2 separate regions of the Homo sapiens genome follow, and region 1 is linked to region 2. Evidence: chromatin contacts called from ENCODE Hi-C data. All regions are on one chromosome and are shown on one strand. The core of a region is the stretch at or near the end of the contact, and the rest is flanking DNA. Distances in the headings are between cores, read along the strand shown.

The links. Hi-C counts contacts between places; a loop is a spot of excess contacts on that map. Pooled maps may share reads with other maps.
Region 1: a loop to region 2 is called in a pooled map, with 2.3 times the contacts of the local background. The contact joins two enhancer-like sites. A Hi-C loop is called at or near these places in 1 of 168 maps with a recorded cell type or tissue (natural killer cell), 26 of 37 single-sample maps with no recorded cell type and 5 of 50 pooled maps.

The regions. Positions count from the first base shown.
Region 1 is chr15:63,894,950-63,902,037 of GRCh38, reverse strand. No RefSeq gene overlaps it. Among named protein-coding and RNA genes, the nearest start is that of MIR422A, 27 kb to the right of the region's middle. RefSeq lists enhancers at 4,930-4,979, 5,180-5,229. Within about 2 kb of position 5,102, at least 11 of the 41 ENCODE cell types and tissues checked have a DNase peak (open chromatin) inside an H3K27ac peak, as active enhancers do.
Region 2 is chr15:63,485,051-63,492,053 of GRCh38, reverse strand. No RefSeq gene overlaps it. Among named protein-coding and RNA genes, the nearest start is that of USP3, 16 kb to the left of the region's middle. RefSeq lists enhancers at 1,695-1,824, 4,634-4,703, 4,734-4,783. Within about 2 kb of position 4,538, at least 10 of the 41 ENCODE cell types and tissues checked have a DNase peak (open chromatin) inside an H3K27ac peak, as active enhancers do.

The sequences.
Region 1 (7,088 bases), core at 3,853-6,352, 410 kb before region 2:
ATAGGCAATAGCCTGTCTGGGGGTGGTGATGACTTTTAATCTCCTTGTGGTTATTAATATTCCCTGGTGGTTTGATGAGATTCCTAGGGAAGGGGTTCAAGACAATTCCATTCCTTTTGGAAGACCATTCCTCAGTCAAGAGGTGGGAACTTCAGAGGGAGCTCCTCCCTGCCCTAGGGAGGAAAAAGAGGGGTGGGAAGGAGAAGGTCAGAGAGAGACCTTAGTTTTCCTCTGGGGCCTTTCAGTCTCCTTTGTTCAAAGCAGTCAGCATAGCACCCCAATAAGAGCAACTCTGAGAAATGTAGATGTTAGTCAACCATGGCCAATAGTGAGACTCAACACTGCTTACCTAGACTCTGGATGGAGGGCTCCTGGAGATCAGTGCACCTCTTACCTCTCCGACTCTCAGCAGTGGTTTAAACACAGGAGAAAGCATCACGTTGATGCTGGAGGCTCTCAGCGAGGGGCCTCTCAGCTGGCTGTCTTCCTCCCACCCCTCCGAGAGGGCCTGCTGGGAGTCAGGGAGCTGAGAGGACAGTATACTGCTCCTTTGTCTTTTCATTTAGCACCCTAACACAGGTTCTGAATGAAAAGACAAAGCGTGTAACAACTCTTTTTTTTTTTTTTGAGACTGAGTCTCGCACCCAGGCTGGAGTGCAATGTCGTGATCTCGGCTCACTGCAAGCTTCTCCTCCCAGGTTCACGCCATTCTCCTGCCTCAGCCTCCCGAGTAGCTGGGACTACAGGTGCCTGCTACTACACCTGGCTAATTTTTTGTATTTTTATTAGATATGCGGTTTCACCATGTTAACCAGGATGGCCTCGATCTCCTGACCTCGTGATCTGCCCGCCTCGACCTCCTAAAGTTCTGGGATTGCAGGCGTGAGCCACTGCACCCGGCCTGCTCTTTGTCTTTTCATTCAGCACCCAACACAGGTTCTGAATGAAAAGACAAAGCCTGTAACAACTCTTTAAAGAACTAAGTGCGGGACTTGACTATTTGCCCCTACCCCGTTTTCTTATTTTGAGTGTTGTATTAGTTTGTTAAGGATGCCATAACCAAATATCACAGACTGGGTGGCTTAAACAACAGAAGTTAATTTTCTCACAGTTGTGGAGACTAGAAGTCCAAGACCAAGGTGTCAGCAAGATCAGTTTCTCCTGAGGCCTCTCTCCTTGGCTGGCAGACAGCCGCCTCCTTGCTGCCTCTTCACACGGTGGTCCCTCAGTGGATGTGCGTCCCTGGTGCCCCTGTGTGTCCATATTTCCTCTTCTTAGAAGGACCCTTGTCAGATTGGATTAGGGCCCTTACAGCCTCATTTTAACTTAATCACCTCTTTGAAGGCTGTCTCTATAAATACAGTCACAATTCAGAGGTACTGAGGGTTAGGGCTTCCACATGTGAATTTGGTGGGGACCTAATTCAGCCCATACACTGATGTGAATCTAATTCTTCATTTAAAAAAAAGTAAGTACTTTGCCTTCCTGTTTTACATCCAGCTTCTGAATACCCCTGGGAGATGGAGCTATGGGCCCAGCCTGGCACAGACTATCTTTGGTTTATGAGGTCAGGTGTGCCAAACCACCAGCAGGGCAGAGACAAGCATCTTTGTAGGCTTTATATTCCAGGCACCCTTGGGCACTGGACACCCTGCCTCTTTTCTTACTCAGGAGTTGATTGTCTGTGGAGTCCAGGGCCTGACTTTTCCTTCATAGAGACGTTGTAGTTCACCTCTTACGCGTGGTGGCGTGTGCCTGTAAGCCCAGCTACTCAGGAGGCTGAGGAAGGAGAATTGCTTGAACCCGGGAGGTGGGGGTTGAAGTGAGCCAAGATCATGCCACTGCACTCCAGCCTGGGTGACAGAGTGAGACTCCCACTCAAAAAAAAAAAAAAAAAATCTCCACAGTGTAACTCTGCTGTGGTTGGTGTGTATCTGCCTTTTTCACTCGTTTTTATAGATGAAATACTATTTTATGATGCATCCCAACAAGTATTTGTTAATTTCAAGACAGTAGTGGATAAAAGTGAGGTGCATGGGGGGTTAAGGTAAGAAAGAAGCTGGGAAGGCCGGGCACAGTGGCTCACGCCTGTAATCCCAGCATTTTGGGAGGCTGAGGTGAACAGATCACCTGGGGTCAGAAGTTCGAGACCAGCCTGGCCAACATGGTGAAATCCTGTCTCTACTAAAAATACAAAAATTATCCAGGCATGGTGGCGGGCGCCTGTCATTCCAGCTACTCAGGAGGCTGAAGCAGAAGAATCACTTGAACTTGGGAGGTAGAGGTTGCAGGGAGCTGAGATTGCACCACTGCACTCCAGCCTGGGCAAGAAAAGCGAAACTCTGTCTCGAAAAGAAGAAAAAAAAAAGAAGAAAAAGCTGGGAAGAATTATGTTGCCATTGAAACTTAGAAATATACTTCAAATAGCCAAAGAGTTTCATTGTTTTGGCTGCTTCACTTATTTACACACTTTGCCCCTGTGAGCAGGCACTGAGTGTTTGTCTCTGGGCTGGCTGGCAAGACAGAGGGTGGTGGAGGTGCTTGGAAGATCTGTCCGGAAGGGCCGGGCAGCCTGACGGAAGGTCGTGCAAGCTTCCCGTCTGTGGGTGCAAGAGGAAGCTCTGGATGGGAGCTCTTTGAAGGGAAGGACTGTGTCAGTTCATTTATGGGGCTCCACAGTGTGCTGGTGCCTGGCAGATGGTATGAAGATCTGAGGAGGAAAGGTGGGGTGGGAGGGAATGAAGGAGGGAATGAAGGAAGGAGGGAAGGAGATAAGAAGTGTGGCAGCCCCGGAAGTGCCTTCAAGAGAGAACCCGCAGCAAAGAGTGCTATTCACTGCTGGCCCCCAGCTGCCACCCCTTCAGGGTGTTGTATTAGTTTGCTAAGTGCCAGCTGACTTTTCAAATACTGTTCTAGCCTGTAGGTTTAAGTCCAAAGAGACATGAAGGCACCTGGAGCATGAGCTGGCAAACTCAGCCCAGTTGGCCTTGGAAGTTGTCCTCAGACCCACGTCCTTACTCAAACTCCAAGAGGAGGCGATGTTTGAGGAGGCAGGGCTGGGAGGGGCAGGGGTATATTCTACCCCTTCTCCTTAAAAGGGGAATAAAAATCCCAGCCCAGGTATTCTCAGAGCATTCTCAGAGTAGCCACAAGGTCTTCACTCTCCGTAGGCTGCTTTTGGCCAGTGATTGAGCATGGTGGGATGGGAGACACGCGGCGGGTACTCGAACCAGGCCATTCCTGCCCAGCATGGGACCCTTCTAATATTTGCCCCTGGACTGCTCATCACCTGGCTGAGCCCTTCTCTGGGTTGCTCTGCCATCAGAGGCACTTCCTAGCCAGCCCTCCTTCCTTCCCACCCTCCTTCCTTAGGTGTCACACCTACATCATGGCCTGAAAGCTCTCCCTTGCCTACTCCTGCTTCCTTTCCCCTTCATCCTTCATAGGCGTTCCTCATCCCACACCCCAGGTCTCCAGCACTTCTCATCCCATCTTGGCATCTGCTTCCTGAAGAATCTGAACCCACATAGGAGAGAGGGCAAAAGGAGGAAAGTTTGAATTTGCTCCTTCTTTTTGTCTCCACTGATTCCTTTGGCAGGCATGGACTGACACAGCCACTGCACTCACCTTAAAGCTGTCAGCTGGGGACAGTGGTGCACCTGTAGTCCCAGCCACTTGGGAGGCTGAGGCGAGAGGACTGCTTGGGTCCAGGAGTTGGAGGCTACATTGCAAACTATGATTGTATCTGTGAATAGTCACTGCAGTGAGACCTGTCTCTTAAAGAAAGACAAAAAGGAAAAGAAAGCTGTGAACAGAGCAGTTGGTACTCAATTCGTCTTTAAAAAAAAAAATCAATGGTGGGCCAGGCGCGGTGGCTCACACCTGTAATCCCATCACTTTGGGAGGCTGAGGCAGGTGGATCACCTGAGGTCGGGAGTTCGAGACCAGCCTGGCCAATATGGTGAAACCCTGTTTCTAATAAAAATACAAAAATTAGCTGGGCATGCTGGTGGGCACTGTAATCCCAGCTACTTGGGAAGCTGAGGCAGGTGACTCGCTTGAACCCGGGAGGCAGAGGTTGCAGTGAGCCAACATGGCACCATTGCACTCCAGCCTGGGAAACAATAGTGAAACTCCATCTCAAAAAAAAAAAGAGACCAAGAAGCATGACATGAGGGGCGCATGGGAGAAGCTGCGGTTTCTAACTCTGGGAATCTGGAGGACTATATGAACAAGGTGGACTTTAATTTGGCCTTAAAGGATGGGTGCTAAGAGAAGGGACAGGAAGTTATGGGTTAGTATTCTGATTGCTTGTCCTTACGCCTTCTCGTGGCTGAACTTTGGAAAGCTACCAATTAAATGAAAGAATGAGACTTCTGCGGGTTAACTGCACGGTGGTGAATTAGTAGTTCTACCATTTTCCCCTTCTCTGTCCATTGTGACCCTGGTTCTTGGTCAGAGACCAGAGGGCCCTGTCGGAGAGCCAGTGGCCATCTGTTGGGGTTGGCAGAGGCATTCAAGGTCAGGCATACGGGACAGATCTGATTCTTCCTGAGTCCTCTGGAGGAGTCTGTGTGTGTGTGTGTGTGTGTGTGTGTGTGTGTGTGTGTGTGTGTGTCTGGCTGTATTCGGGTAACTGTGTGTTTCTGGGCATACCTAGGCACCCGTTGTGGACATGTCTCTGTGGGGTGTGTGGACGTGTGTGGATGTGTCTGGGTGTTTGTGTGTGTGGATGTCTTTGTGTGTGTATCTGACTGTCCGGGGGCCTGTGTGTGCATGTGTGTGTTGGGTGTCTGTGCATGTCCGCGTGTCTGCGTTTGGGGTACGTTTGGGTATCAGTGTGTGCACATCTGTCTCTGTAGTGGATGTGTCTGTGTGTGTGTGTGTGCATCTGAGTGTGTGTCTGGGTGAATGTGTGTTGTCCAAAAGGACTCATGGAGAAAGCGCCTCCTGGGCCCAGGCTTTGCAGAATCTATTCTGCTGTCAGACCTCTGAGGCAGGTCAGAGTGACATTCTGGGCGATGTGGTTGAGGACAGCCGCATCTGCTGAGTCATAAGGATGTGGGCCCTGTGTGTTCACAGTTGGACATATCGCCTTTCACACCCACGGAGGGGAAATTTCAGCCAGGCTGGCTGACCCTGCATTCTTTCAGAAGGTCATGACCTCAAGTAGCCCAGGGAAGGAGAGGAAACAGGAATGCTCGTAAGACCTAGAGGTTGGCAGAAGGTGAACTGAGACCCAGGTGTTCCCCAGCTGGGTCCGCTGGGTCGTGGCTTTCTCAGGCCTTTCCAATAACTAAGCTGAGGGCTTTGGAACTGATGGGACACTTCCTGGTGGGGGAGGAAGCCCGGGCAGATTTTCTTAAATGATACAAACTGCCAAGCTCACCAAACTTTCACAATCGATGCTGACCCTGGAAAGCCCCACAAAGCCATAAGAGTCTAGACTCTGGAAAATCCTTCTCCTTCCTCTCCAAATCAACCAATCAGCAAATAAACACCACTACACATAGTATGCTTAGCTGCCATGCAATCAAGCGAGGCTTTCACGCTTATCGGATTTAAACAGTAACGTTTCCCCAGGGATGGCAGGGGCAGAAAGCCTCAGTCCCAGGCTTCTTGGTTGGAATGGGTTTCACAGGTTCTTTCCTAATATCAGATGGGGAGGGGTGAGGAGGGCATTTGCCCGCTGGAGCACACCTGGGAGAGCACCACTTGTGAGGGAAGGGTTCCAGCAGGACATCGATGGGAAACGCACATCAGGAAATGAACATCTGAGCATTTACATGCACCCAGCATGGGGAAGGCACTGGAGAATATTCTGCAGGAGGATATTCCTGTTCCTAAGGAGCCCGAGCTGGGAGCGCACCTGTGGATATTCAGCTTGCCCATAGATGAGCTGCTTCCCCTGGCCACGTGAGATATGGATGAGGTAAGGAAAGGCGATGTGAGTACATCGAGGTGGGGTTGGTCCTTCGGGGGAGGCGGTGATCAGAGGAAGGCAGGGAGGCTGGCCTGGAGCAGGAGGGTGTCACCACTGGTCACTCCTTGTATTCAGACAGTGAAGGCCACTGACAAAATGTCACACTTGCTGTGACCACTGGTCTCCAGTAAGGTCCAGCCAGCCTGTGGGGCCTTGTGGGTCTGGCATGCTGGGCAGCGGGTTTGATGGGGGGGTGTCAGGTTCTCCTGGGGAGAGAGGGCCCCAGGAGGGACATTGAGGTAGTCAGTACTTGGTCTAAGCAGGGGTTTCAGAGACTTTGTAGATGCTCGTCCAACACCACTGAAGATGCCCAGGGGCGACAGGGAGCTCAGGATCTCTTGGCAGGACCCTTAAGGGCTGGTGTCAAACTGTTCAGGTTGTTACAAGTTCTTTCTCAGGTTAAGCTCAAGTTTGCCTCCCCGCAGATCCATCCATTGTCCTGGTTCTGTCTTCTGGGGTCATATCTATTTAGCAAATATAGAGACAAAGATGGGAAAAGATAGTTCATGTCCTCAAGGAATCCACAGTGCAGTGACAAGGATGAAATAGGCGCTAAGCTGGGAGCTGAGGAAGGAGTCCTGTGTTCCGAGGGATGGGGGCCCAGGCAGGCCTCCAGAGGAAGTAGCCTTTGAGTGCGCTTCACAGATAAGAGGATTCACATGGGTGGAGGGGGCTGCAGAGTCCAGGCCAGGAACAGCTTGAGCAAAGACACAGAGGTAGGAGAGAGCAAGGTATCCCCTGGGGACGCGGGGCACCCTGTTGGGGTGGGGCCTGCTGCGGTGGGGAAGGGGGCTAGATAAAGAGGGGCTTCAACCCAGGCTTAGGCCTTTATTCAGCAAGCTATGGGGAGGGTTGAGAGGTTTCGTGAGACTTTATCAGAGCTGTGGCTAAGATCAGGGGTTCTCAAAGTGTGGTCCCTGGCCAGCAGCATTAGGGTCATCTGGGAACTTAGAAATGCAAATTCTCCAGCTGCCTCCCAGACCTCCTAGATCAGAAACTCTGAGGGTACTTTAATAGGCCCTCCAGGTGATTCTGATGTGCTGCTTTAGAAAAACAACCCGAGAGCTGAGGGAGAGAGGGGAGGTGGGGGGAGCCTGGAAGAGGC
Region 2 (7,003 bases), core at 3,289-5,788:
GTGGGATTGGGGGAGGGGTGGGGGGATTGATGCCGGGGACGGAGCAGTTGCTGTGGACGATTTGAGTCCTGTGTGGCAGCCTTTCCCTTGGAGACAAGATCCTGGGCTAGGCTCTTGGCACGTGAATGACTCTTGGAGACCATCTAGTCCAATCCACCCTTTTACAGATGAGGAAACTGAGACGTAAAGAGCCCAAGCCAAGATGAAAACCCAAATCTCACCCCAGTCCAGGGTTTTTGTCCTGTTTCTCTATGACAGTCCCGTAAAGAAATTTTGCTGTGATATGATGCAGGTGTCACAACAAGGCTGAAAAGGACAAATCTGGATTTGATTAGAAAGTGTGAGTCCTACTTGCTCAATCTCACATTGAAGCCACAACTTACTCCTTGCCTGAGAGTAGCTTCTCGTCCTGTGGTGTGGGGAGGGGTGGGCAGAGGGAGGACTGGTGCAAACAGTGTTTAGATTTCCTCTCTGATAGACTCCTGGGGTGGAGTTGGAAAGGTCCAAGGTGAGGTGTGAGAGTTTTGACTTGAAGGATCTGCTCTTTTGAGTGCTAGGCAGGTAGGCAGGCATTCTCTTCCTCCTTCCCTAAAAGATCTGTAGCCTCTTTAGGATCAAAGGACGCTGGTGTGCAATGAGAATGCCACTGAGAGGTGGCACCCAGCACCCATCCAGGAAAAGGAACAGACAGAGTGAAAAACTGATGATGGTAACTCACATGAGTTAAAAAAAAAAAAAAAGCAGAAGTAAGTAAAGCTGGCATGGGTATGACCAATGGAAAGGCTCAAATAATGGGGATGTAGAAAGGATTGATGAAACTCTCAGGGGAAATTCATTCACTCAGTCAAGAGCTCTTTAACGGAACACTTACTCTGTACCAGGTTCAGTTGTCGGCACTGGAGAAATCACACCAAGAAGGGTGCAGAGACCCATTGCAAGTGACTTGGGAAGAGGAAAACTCAGTCATGGGCAGACACCCAGTTAAATGGAAAGCAGAGTTAAAGGAGGACAGCGGGAAGAATGAGATCTTGAAAAATCCATCAGCAATTTCGGGACGATAACATGTGCACAGATGATATTTTTTAAAAACCTGGGAGAAAGGAGTCAGTGGGAGACACAATTTGAGAGCTACTGTGGCACTCTGGGGACCAAACTAAAGTGTTTGCACCACATGCTGGGGTAATTCAATCACTCAGCAAGCACTGTTTGAGCACCTGTGTTTCTCTGGCCACACTAGTCTCCCTGCTGTTCCTTGTCCTCACCAGGCATGCTTCCCTACTCTGCCTTTAATCTGCAGGGGGATTATCATAGCTCATTGTAACCTTGAACTCCTGGGCTCAAGCGATTCTCCCATTTCAGCCTCCCCAATAGATGGGACTACAGGCCTGCACCACCATGCCAGGCTATTTTTTTTTCTATTTTGGTATAGGTGGGGTCTCACTATGTTGCCCAGGAGGTCACTATCTCCTGGGCTCAAGCCATCCTCCCGCCTTGGCCTCCCAAAGTGCTAGTATTACAAATGTGAGCCACCACACCCATCCAGAGTTCCCCTTTTTTTTGAGGGCTTCCCCCTACTCAGTAGCACCATTGTCTTAGGTCATTTTCTGTTGCTGTAACATATACCACAGATTGGGTAATTTATAAAGAAATTTATTTCTTACAGTTCTGGAGGCTGTAAAGTCCACATCTGGTGAGGGCCTTTTTGCTGGTGGGAACTCTCTGAAGAGTCCCCAGGTGGTGCAGAGCACCACAAGGTGAGGGGACTGAGTGTGTTAGCTCAGTTCTCTCATCCTCATCTTATGAAGCTGCTAGTCCCATTCCTGTAGCAACCCATTAGTCCATCAACCCATGAATCCATGAATGGATTTATCCATTTATGAGGGCAGAGCTCTCATGACCCAATCACCTCTTAAAGGCCCCAACTCTGAATATTGCTACATTGGGGGTTGAACTTCAACATAAGTTTTGGAGGGGACAAATATCCAAGCCCTAGCAACCATTTAGCAAATGCGTAAACAAGCTGCAATTGTGGTGACAAGAGAAGGCACATCACCCTGGAAAGGACCCTGTCTCATTTTTCTTTGTTTTTATTTTTTATTTTTATTAAGATTATTTTTTAGAGATGTGGTCTCTCCATGTTGCCCAGGCTGGCCTTGAACTCCTAGCCTCAAGTGATCCTCCTGCCTTAGCCTCCCAAAGTGCTGGGATTACAGGTGTGAGCCACCAAGTCCAGTTTATCTCATTCATCATTGTACCCCAGTGCTAGGCACATAGTAAGCATTGAGGAAATGTTGAATGAATGAATATCATTTTTAAGCACTGAGGAAACCTATTTTTAAAATAGTAAATGTTATTATCACAACTTTGTAAAAAGTGCATTTTAAAATGTTTCTAAAATCCACTAATAAATACCAACAGTAAGCCGGACATGGTAGTGTGTCCGTAATCCCAACTACTCAGGAAGCTGAGGCGAGGAGGATCACTTCAGCTTAGGAGTTTAAGGCTGCAGTGAGCTGTGATTGTGCCACTGCACCCCAGCCTGGCCAACAGAGCAAGACCCCGTCTTTAAAAAAAGTTGTAAAAAGAAATACCAACAGCAGTTGAATGGTGGAGTTCTGGGAAATCTTTCGTTATTTCCTTTTCTTTTCTCTTCCTTCCTTCCTTCCTTCCTTTCTCTTTCTTTCTTTCCTTTTTTTTTTTTTTTGACAGTGTCTTGCTGTCGCCCAGGCTGGAGTGCAGTAGTGCAATCTTGGCTCGCTGCAACCTCTGCCTCCTGGGCTCAAGCACACCTCAACCTCCCTAGTAGCTGGGATTCCAGGCGCATGCCACCACGCCCATCTAATTTTTCTATTTTTAGTAGAGATGGGATTTTGCCATGTTGGCCAGGCTGGTCTTGAACTCCTGACCTCAAGTGATCCACCTGCCTCGGCCTCCCAAAGTGCTGGGATTACAGGCATGAGCCACTGTACCTGGCCTTTTTCTTTCTTTTCTGTATTTTTCCCATTTTGTGTACTATAGCAACATTTTTAATAATGAATAAAGTATATTTTAGTCCCATCCACACCTTCCTTCCTCCCAAAAAAGGAATTGTGAGAATTACAATTTACAACCTAATATTTTAAAAGTCTTGTGCCATGTAAAGTGTAAATGACGAAGACTGAGAAACCATGACCTGAACTTTATAATGCAATGAAATAAAGTTTACCACACTCTGACGTGTCTGACAATATGCATGAGGATTGTGTAGCTGGGCATGACCAACAATTCTCATAAAACACTGTGATTGGTATTACTTGAAACAGCCAAACTGGCCTCTGTCAGATGCTTGGGGAAGGGAGGCGGGAACTGGATGGGGTGTGTGTGGCTCTGTTGGCCTCAGAAGACCCCTGGATCCATAACCCAGGTATGCCACTTTGCTGGCAGAGAAGGCCAGGACCTGGGAGCTCCGAGGACCTCCGGCTGACAGATTTGCAGCCTCCAAGTGGGGCTGGTGCTGCACAGGCTTCACAAAGGAGCTTTTTACCACAACAGGAACGGCACGAACACCCCAAACTCTGCTTTCCTTCCCTTCCCAGCCTTCTAGATATGGAGAGTTCATAAGGATACTGCCTGAAATGTCATCAATAAAAATGTGTTGGGCAGCAGAACGATTGCCTTTGAGAGGGCTAGAGGAGAGAATATTCATTCACACAACAAATGTTTATTGAGAATCTACTATATGCCAAGCATAAGGGAGGTCCTGTGCATACATGGTGTCATTTCCTTGCATCAGCCTGATGAAGATGCTATTAGACCCCACTATACAGATAATGAAACAGGCTGGGAAATGTTAAGTTAGTGACACTGAGTCACACATTTAAGTAAGTGGTGGTAGTGGGGAGGGAGGTGGAAAGGGAGGGAGGAGGGACTCAAACACAGCCCCATCAGAGGTGGAGAGCCTCTCTTCCCACATTGCGCATTGCACAACAGCAGAGGTTTCCAGACTTCATGCTTACAGCCTTTGTGACCATCAGCAGCTACTCTGGGTCTCGGTCTCCTTGTTTATAAAAATAAAGTGCTTGAATGGCTCACACCTGCAATCCCAGCACTTTGGGAGGCCAAGGCAGTCGGATCACTTGAGGTCAGGAGTTTGAGACCAGCCTGGCCAACATGGCAAACCCCACCTCTACTAAAAATAGAAAAATTAGCCAGGCGCGGTGGCGGGCACCTGTAATCCCAGCTACTTGGGAGGCCGAGGCAGGAAAATCGCTTGAACCTGGGAGGCAGAGGTGGCAGTGAGCCGAGATCGCACCACTGCACTCCAGCCTGGGCGACAGATCGAGACTCCATCTCAAAAAAAATAATAATAAAATAATAAAATAAAGTGCTTGAGAAAATACGTTTCCCAAGTGTCCCAGCGCTGGGTTCTTTGTCACAGTGTTTCCTCTTCTTGCCTTTTTCCCCACTGTGATCCCTTTTCGGTGATCCTCTTCTTGCCTTTGTAAAAGCTCTGCGGGACCAATTCTCTCGGGCCTTCCGCGCAGAGCTCTCCCAGGGACTCCGGTCTCTCCCCAGCTCGCCCCCTAGGGGACACAGGTGGTGCTGCGTGAGTCCGGGCTCCCAGTGAGAGTCCATGCAATTGTCAGACCAAGTCAACATAATCACCGGTTTGAATTCAACTTCAATTGCTGCTTTACCTTTTAAAAAAACATGGATCTAGAAAATATTCAGCTCTTCCCACATTCACCAGGGCAATGCTGCTGAAACATTTAATGACGGGGAGTATTTGTAGCCCGAAGACCTACTGTTTCTGTGAGTCATATTTAAAAATGGGATTACATGTTTACTTCCTACACCTCAGTTTCTTTTAGGTCCTGTGAGACTACTGATTGATCCAATGCTGATTTTGCAGGGATGCCAAACTGTGATTATAAAACAATATATTTGTCTCTACTTGGTTATTTTTATTAAAATAATCAATTTTTATTAGGTAATATATACATGTGGCACAATATCCAAAAATCACTAAGAGGTTTTCAGTAATTATCATATGACCCAGCAGTTGCACTCCTGGGGATATACCCAAAAGAACTGAAAAACAGGTGTTCAAACAAAAACTTGTATACAAATGTTCACAGCAGCACTTTGCATGATACCCAAAAGGCAGAAACAAACCAAATGTCATCAACTGACAAATAAACAAAATGTGGTTTCTCTATACAATGGAATATTATTCAGCCATAAAAGGGAAAGAAGTACTGATACGTTCTACAATATGGATGGACCTTGAAAGCATTATGCTAACTGAAAAAAGTCAGACATAAAAGGCCACATATTATATCATTTCATTTGTATGAAATATCTTGAATAGGCAAATCCGAAGAGACAGAAAGCACATGAGTAGTTGCTGGGCCAGAGGTAGGAAGGAATAGGAAGTACTAATGAGCATTGAGTCTCCTTTTGGGTGATGAAATGTTCTGAAACTGGATGCTGGTGGTGGTTGCATGACATTATGAATGTACTGTATCATACACCTTAAAATAGTTAAAATAATACATTTTATGTTATGTGTATTTTACCACAGTAAAACAAATAGTACTCTATCTTTCCAGAAATGATGATGATTATTATTATTTTGAGATGGAGTTTTGCTCTTGTTGCCCAGGCTGGAGTGCAATGGCGTGATCTCAGCTCACCACAACCTCTGCCTCCCGGGTTCAAGCGATTCTCCTGCCTCAGCCTCCGGAGTAGCTGGGATTACAGGCGTGCACCACCATGCCCGGCTAATTTTGTATTTTTAGTAGAGACGGGGTTTCTCCATGTTGGTCAGGCTGGTCTCAAACTCCCGACCTCAGGTGATCCACCCGCCTCGGCCTCCCAAAGTGCTGGGATTATAGGTGTCAGCCACGCACCTGGACTGTAATGAGTTTTATTAGTTTGTTTTTTGTCTTTGTTTGTTTATAGGTTTATTCTTCAGAAAATTTTAAAGTTTTGTTGTTGTTGTTGTTGTTGTTGTTTTTTGAGACAGAGCTTTGCTCTTGTCACCCAGGCTAGAGTGCAATGGCACGATCTCAGTTCACTGCAACCTCCCTATCCTGGGTTCAAGCAATTCTCCTGACTCAGCCTCCCAAGGGGCTAGGATTATAGGCACCTGCCACCACACCCGGCTAGGTTTTTGTATTTTTAGTAGAGATGGGGTTCTGCCATGTTAGCCAGGCTTGTCTCAAACTCCTGACCTCAGGTAATCCACCCGCCTCGGCCTCCCAAAGTGCTGGGATTACAGGCATGAGCCACCACGCCTGGCTAAAGTTTCATACACTCAAATTTATCAGTGTTTGCCTTTATGGTTTCTGTATTACATGGCATGCTTAGACAGAGCTTCTTCATTCCACGATTATAAACATATTCAACTATATTTTCTTCTTGTACCTTTTTTATTTTTTATTTTTTTGAGACAGGGTCTTGGTCTGTTGCACAGGCTAGAGTGCAGTGGTGTGGCCATAGCTCACTGCAGCCTCTCCTGGGGCCAAGATTCTCCCGCCTTAGCCTCCTAAGTAGCTGGGACTACAGGACACAGCACCACACCCGGTTAATTAATTTATTTTTTTAGTGGAGAAGAGGTCTCACTAAGTTGCCTGGGTTGGTCTTGAACTCCTGGGTTCAGGCTATTCTCCCCCCTTGGCCTCCCAAAGTATTGGGATTACAGGTGTGAGCCACTGTGCCATCCCCTTTACTTTTATGGTTTCATGTTTGACATTTAGGTTTCTATTCGTCTGGGATTGATTTTGGGATAAGGAGTGAGGTAGCAATATAATTTAAATGGTTTTCCCAAATGGAAAATGATGTGTAGCCTGTTGTCTCAATACTATTTAATGAACAGCCCTTTTTTTCTCCTTTGATTTGAAATGCCAGCTTTAAAGTATTAATTCATATATTTTGGGTCTATTTCTGAATTTTTTTCCTGTTGGTTTATCTGTCTATTTCTCAGTCTACAATGCTTTGTTAACCAGAAGTCGGCATTCAA